2 separate regions of the Homo sapiens genome follow, and region 1 is linked to region 2. Evidence: chromatin contacts called from ENCODE Hi-C or POLR2A ChIA-PET data. All regions are on one chromosome and are shown on one strand. The core of a region is the stretch at or near the end of the contact, and the rest is flanking DNA. Distances in the headings are between cores, read along the strand shown.

Evidence for each region. A loop is a pair of places that touch in the nucleus more often than their neighbours do. ChIA-PET counts read pairs that join two places held with the same protein, here RNA polymerase II (POLR2A). Pooled maps may share reads with other maps.
Region 1: a map of PC-9 shows a loop between it and region 2 (5-fold over the local background). The contact joins the promoter of GRAMD2B here to the enhancer-like site in region 2. A Hi-C loop is called at or near these places in 25 of 168 maps with a recorded cell type or tissue (CD4-positive, alpha-beta T cell, CD8-positive, alpha-beta T cell, Caco-2 and 16 more) and 22 of 50 pooled maps. POLR2A ChIA-PET finds 5 or more read pairs at or near these places in 10 of 52 experiments (AG04449, BJ, GM10248 and 7 more).

Annotation. Positions count from the first base shown.
Region 1 is chr5:126,421,556-126,424,658 of GRCh38, forward strand. GRAMD2B (GRAM domain containing 2B) reads left to right here and starts at 1,854. Exons shown (of 14, transcript NM_023927.4): 1 at 1,854-2,134. The coding sequence starts at 2,052. RefSeq lists a silencer at 1,829-1,958.
Region 2 is chr5:126,383,812-126,387,022 of GRCh38, forward strand. LOC101927514 (a long non-coding RNA gene) reads right to left here. Exons shown (of 3, transcript XR_001742874.3): 3 at 2,447-2,550. It also overlaps a transcript of GRAMD2B not described here. Among named protein-coding and RNA genes, the nearest start is that of GRAMD2B, 38 kb to the right of the region's middle. Within about 2 kb of position 1,365, at least 4 of the 41 ENCODE cell types and tissues checked have a DNase peak (open chromatin) inside an H3K27ac peak, as active enhancers do; they include PC-3, PC-9, ascending aorta and 1 more, where a contact is called at or near this core.

The DNA of each region.
Region 1 (3,103 bases), core at 604-3,103, 38 kb after region 2:
TGGTCAGGAAAGAAAAAGAGAGAGAGGCCTGACTAAGCCAACTCTTCTGGAATTTATGTAAGCTTTTTCTTTTACTTATTTTTCAAATGTCACAAACATCAATTTTGGAGCAAGCAGGCTACAAAAAGATGCTTTTGTTCTCTCAGCCTAATGATATATATGTAAAAAGAGAAGGAATAAGAAAACTTTGGAAAGAACTTGCACCTCCAAAATGTTTGAAGTTATTTAGAAGGTTAGGTGTTTTACACACACATACACCCTACAAACTACATACATACATGTACATACTATGGTTGTATAGTCTTTGTAATACTCTTAAATCTAAACTTTATTTTAAGAGAAAAATGAAGGACTTGCAGCCCCAGAACATAGTTAGTCGTTTTTTCCCAGGCATGTCATGCTCTACTGTTGCCACTTGTAATTGTTTTGAAGTCAAGTCAGGCTTCCAATAATAACGTTTATATTAATTATTCTAATTGTCAACTACTCCATTGCAAATTAGAAAACCACCAATACAAATGTCATTTGCTATAACAAGTCAATGTTTATACAAGCTTGCCCAACCTGCAGCCCAGAACAGCTGTGAATATAGCCCAATACAAATTCATAAACTGTCTTATAACATGGTGACATTTATGCACGGATTTTTTTTTTTTTTTTGAGACAGGGTCTCACTCTGTTGCCCAGACTGGAGTGCAGTGGTGCATCTTGGCCCACCACAACCTCCATCTCCCAGGCTCAAGTGATTCTCCTGCCTCAGCCTCCCAAATAGCTGGGATTACAAGCGCCTGCGCCACCTCACCCAGCTAATTTTTGTATTTTTAGTAGAGATGGGGTTTCACTAGGTTGGCCATGCTAGTCTCGAACTCCTGACCTCAAATGATCCACCCGCCTCGGCCTCCCAAACTGCTGGGATTACAGGCGTAAGCCACCGTGCCTGGCCCCTGCACAGACCTTTTTTAAAGCTCATCATCTATCCTTAGTGTTAGTATATTTTATGTGTGGCCCAAGACAGTTCGTCTTCTTCCAATGTGACCCAGGGAAGCCAAAAGATTGGACACCCCTGATTGAGAACAATGCCTGGAACTTTGTAGCTCTCAAAAGTTTGTTCAATGAATGAATGAGTGAATGCTTCCAATACAAAACCTTAGAACAGGCAAGTCAAAATGTCACCAAAAGGTGGGAAGAAGAGGCATTCACGGTACTGGTTGAGTGCATAGTAAATAAGGTACTTGCACAACTATGGGCAACAAAGAGACGGCTTGGGAATTATCAAACACCAATTTTGATTTTGATGAGAACAGTCATAACCCAATATTTGAAGATTTTGATGGTTGCTTCTTCTTTGCCCCTCTAACCACCCCCCCCACCCCAGAACGATGAAGGGTTAACCAAAACACCACCAAAGGCAACTACTTATTACCTTTGTTATTCCCACATAAAAAATTGAGCAGACCTATTGTTTAAGCAGAAGAGGCAGTCCCTCAATGAAGCAATATCCTGTTTGAATAATTTAGGATGGGGCATAGGCCAGCCCACACAGCGCATTTGTGTGACAGGGCGTCCCACTCAGACGTCTCCATTTCCGGTATCTAGAGCCGGCTGCCCTCTAAAAATCCCCCTGTTACAGTCGGGATAGAAAACAAAAAGCTTAATTTACCAGGAGGCTAAACAGATTGTGCCTTCTTAGGCAAATGTTCCACCTGCTTGGCCAATTAGCTTCCTCTCCCGAAAGACTCGTTCAACAGGTTTCCTTTTTCTCTTCTCTGCCTCCTGGGTTGGGGAAAGAGGCTGTCACTTCGCTTCGACCCTCCCCTTCCCTCCCTCTCGGCTTTTCCACAGTGGGTCGGACCAATCGCGCCCGCTCCGACGTGTCCAGGTCCGCGGCCCCGGGAGCTTGGCGCGGCCCGGCCTGGATGCGCTGGGCGGAGGGTGCAGGGGAGGGCACGGCGCCGCTTGCTTGGCCTGCGCACCCGGACCTAGAAGCCGGGACGAGCCGGGGCAGAGCCAGGCGCGCGGAAGTCTGAAGGTGCCCTCCAGACACGGCCCCGATGACTGAACTACAGCAAGATGTGGAAGACACAAAGCCTGCGAAAGTGCTCGGGAAGAGGGAGAGCAAACTTGGCTCAGCCCAGTGAGTATTCTCAGCTGGGACCCATCCAAGGAGGTGGGAGGAGCGCAGCCTAAACTTCTCTGCCCCGGGACGCATTTTGGGTGGATGCGGATTTCTGGAGCTCCTATATGGACAATCTTGTGGCGCGCTCTCTCTGTCTCTCACTCTCTCTCTCTGTCTAGATATTCAGTTAAGGAGATGGTTTAGATTGATTGAAAAGTCTACTGTAGGATTTAAACAAATTCTCTTAATTCAAAACTCACTGGATGTTGGGAAAATAATTTTGTAGAAAATAAGCCTAACCACATTGAAGCTCAAAGTCCCAACACAGCCCTTCGTTTAGAATGACCATTTTCACAAATTCATTTTAGTTCAGCAAATAATTGAGTATCTACTTGTTCAATAACGATGGGCAATACAAGGATAAATGTTATTTTGGATCTGCCCTTCTGGAACTTCAAGAGCAGAGTGGGGATGGGGGAGGCACAAATGAATATTACTGTACTTCAAGGGACTTTGGTGACCATTGCCACATTAAACACACAGACAAGGTATGATAAAGAGTTTAGCCTATAATTGAGTCTTCTCTACTTTTAAAATATTTATCTATTTTGCAGTCTTTGGTAAAATTGGTTTGGGAGGAGAGGTTGTTTTTTTCCTACAAAGTGGTATTTTCTAAGCCTACTGAAGTCACTTCTAATTCAGTCTATGATTTTAGACACTAACCCTTCTGAGCTCTAAAACTCTTGTTCTGGTATCAGGATATGAGTAATTTAGGAAGGAGGGATATGTATTATCATAAGGTTATACTGATGTGATAATTCCACTTTGAAATCATTTTAAGTTGCCAAATTTTTGTGCTTAGAAACCCGGTCTAACTTCTGTTTTGAACTTCATAACTTACATTAATTATCACTAGGCTCAAAGTCTTGTTGAAGTCTGGGTGTCCCCATGGACATTTCTTCTAAGAGGATTAGAATGACTTGCTCC
Region 2 (3,211 bases), core at 115-2,614:
TTATCTCACTCAGGGTGATTTCTAGAGCCCCAGAGCATATAAAGATTTCAGAAGTAGACACAATACTCTTTGAAAGAGAAGGTCAGAGAGAACTACGTGAGATTCCCAGGTCTACACTGACTCATTATATGATTCTGTGGGCTTAAATGTTCTAATGCTGGTTGTGACTGTTATAGGACAACGAGGGAGATCCACAGAGAAATAATGGTATATTTACTCATCACCCAGAGCTCCTAGAAGCTAGCAAATACATTCTTTCCTCTCTAGTCCTAGCACTTAGCACATAGAAAAAACTCTACTTTACTAAAGCAGAATCTTCAGTCTATTCTTCAATAGATCTTAAATCTATTCTTCAAGAAGAATAGATTCTTCTTGAGTAAATAAGGCTCAGATCCTGCTTCCAGGAGCTGAAATCTCTGTTGGTGACTGACACAGATCCGGGATACTATAGAAGGCAGACAATGTACATGCAGTTTGAAAATTAAATTATGAGCCTAACTCTCCAAACTATCATTTTCCACAACATGTCTCTTGCTCATCCTCATATTGCTGTGTTTAGATCTAGAAATAAACTGCACATTTCCAATGCTTAGTGCAACAAAATAAACCTTGCCTAATGTAAAAAACTAACAGCTGCCAGTATAATCCCGGAGAAAGGGAAAGTTTCTATTTATTCCTTCAAATAGCCCCATAAGGGCAGGGTAATATTCCATGAGGAGATCTCACTTCAAACATGCTCCTGTTTGGAGGGAAAAGAAATCTGGAAGCAGGAATGGGGAAGTAGAACAGGTATCTTCAGTGGTCTCACAGAGTTGTCCTTTGGCCTCTTAAGGAGAATTATCTGTGACCCTGGTCAGCTTCCCCAGTCATATCTGTTGCCCTTCCTTGTGCCCAAGAAGTCCGCACTCTATGCACGCACTCTGGTTCAGGGCCTTTGCCCCTTCTTTGCCTACAATACTCTGGCAGGGTAAATTCTGAGCTGTCCTTCAAAACTGGGCCAGGTATCACTGCCTTCAGAAAGCCTGCCCTGGCACCAATCTCCCTTTCTCTGTGCTCACATTGTGCCTTTTATTTATCTTCGGTATAACATTCATTATACATTAAATTATACTTGTTATATTTGTCCTTCTTTCTCACTGTGCTGCCTTTTGTTTCTAACCGATCACTGAGCACAGTTCCTGGCATAAAGTAGACAACGATAAATGCTAGACGGATGAATACATTTCAGGTAGGTTATGGATGAATGAAGACCTTCCCTGTTTGACAAGCAAGGCTGACCCTTGCTGGGAGTGCTGCTGACTTCACCCCAGGAGGGCTGAAGCTCAGCAGAACATTCAGGGCACACAAGTCACTAATATGCTCAATATAGGGAGAATAGCAAGTGGCAGATAAAATTATACCGCAGGCCTTATGATTCATAGTCCAGGAACTTTCCACTACTCCACAGGGATTTATTAATAGATCTGAATTCAGATTTGACTCTCAGCAATCCCAAATATTTTATTCTTGCAACTGGGAAAAGAGAGGGGAAAATTACACAACAAAAAGGATACTATGAGCAATATAGGCTTAAATTTTTACCTCCATAAATATAAATGTAAGTTAATTTTAGCTTAATTTCACATTGAATTCATTTGTTTAAAAATTAATTATGGTAAAGTTGAATTAAGTTACATAGGAAAGAGATAACCATTTACTTAAAGAAAACATCCATTTTTAATTTAATATTCCCTTACACATGCCACACACTTTCATATCTTCATGCCTCTGCTATTATTTTCTCTGTGCCGGAAATAACATTTTCCTCAAACAATACTTAGTCAAAAAGTATTTATTGTGTAATAAGGCACTAGAGATCCATTGGTGAATAAAACCAGTGTGGCAGGTTCTTATGTTGCTTATAATCAGAAAAAGACAGGCATTAAAGAGGATTCTGAGTGTCTTGAATACTGGGAAAGTAGAGTAGAAGGCAGAGGGAGCAATGGGGGGTGCAACCCAGTCCATGGAGTCGTAAAGCAGCAGTCCCTGAGGAAATGAAACAGAACATGAGACTGGAAGAGAGGGAGAGGGAGAGGTAGAATCCCATTTGTAGAAATAGCATTTGCTATTCTCTGTGGAAGAGAAAACACATTTCAAGTTGCTGAAAGAACACTGGGTCTCTGGAGCAGAGAGGGAGAGAGGGTTGGAGGAAATGAGGTAAAGCCCAGACACACTTTCCTCAAAGAGTAAACATGAAACTTCAAAGCTTAATTATCCCAAATTATAAACAAAATAAAACTCTCCAGGATTAATATCATCCTATTTGTTTTTCTTTTAGAGGTTGTATTTGGTTGACGTAGATGCTGATTTAGTAGTGACTCTTGTAATACATCATCTTTTGGGAAAAAAAGACATTCATTTCTTTTGTGTAGCTGGACATCACGGATCACCACCCAGGATCTGTCTGCTGATCCTTGCATGATTCCATGCTCTCCAACATTCAAAGGCAAATCCGAATTCCAAATCAGTCATTGATATGAACATGAAATCCCCAAGGAAGCACGTTCCAAGCTGAGTAAGAATGATAAGGGTTAGATGAGTTGTCAATTGCTTCACAGCATATTATGCCAAATCCTAGCCTCTTAAACAATGAGCATGTATTATCTTACACAGTATCTGTGGGTTCTGAATCTGGAAGTAAATTGGCTAGGTAGCTCTGGCTCAGGGACTTTCATGAGGTGGACAATCCAAGGCTGAGAATACCAAGAAGGGTGATCACTGGGGACCATCATGGAGGCTGGCCACCACAAAAACTCTGAATATTTCTAATCTGAAAGGCAGTATTTGGTGAAAGGACATTAGCCTTGGAGTTACTTGGATCTATATTTGAATCACAACTCTGCCACTTACTGCGCCACCTTAGCCCCATTAACTAATCTTTCTAAATTCCAGTTTTCTCATTTGTCAGATGGGGCTAATAGCATCTAGCTTATTGGACTATTCTGAGGATTAGGTACAGATAATTTTGGAGGCTGGCAAGTTGGAGGCACTGAAGAATTGTTATCACTATAGCTACAACATAGGTGAATTGTCACTGTAAAAACACAGTTGGAAGTCATTATCCACAAAACCTTATGTCAAATTCTAAGGTTTTGTTTTACCTATTTGTTTTATTATCACCATATATTCTTTTATAACCTAGTGAGAGCCAAACAAAGGGAAAACGAAAGGT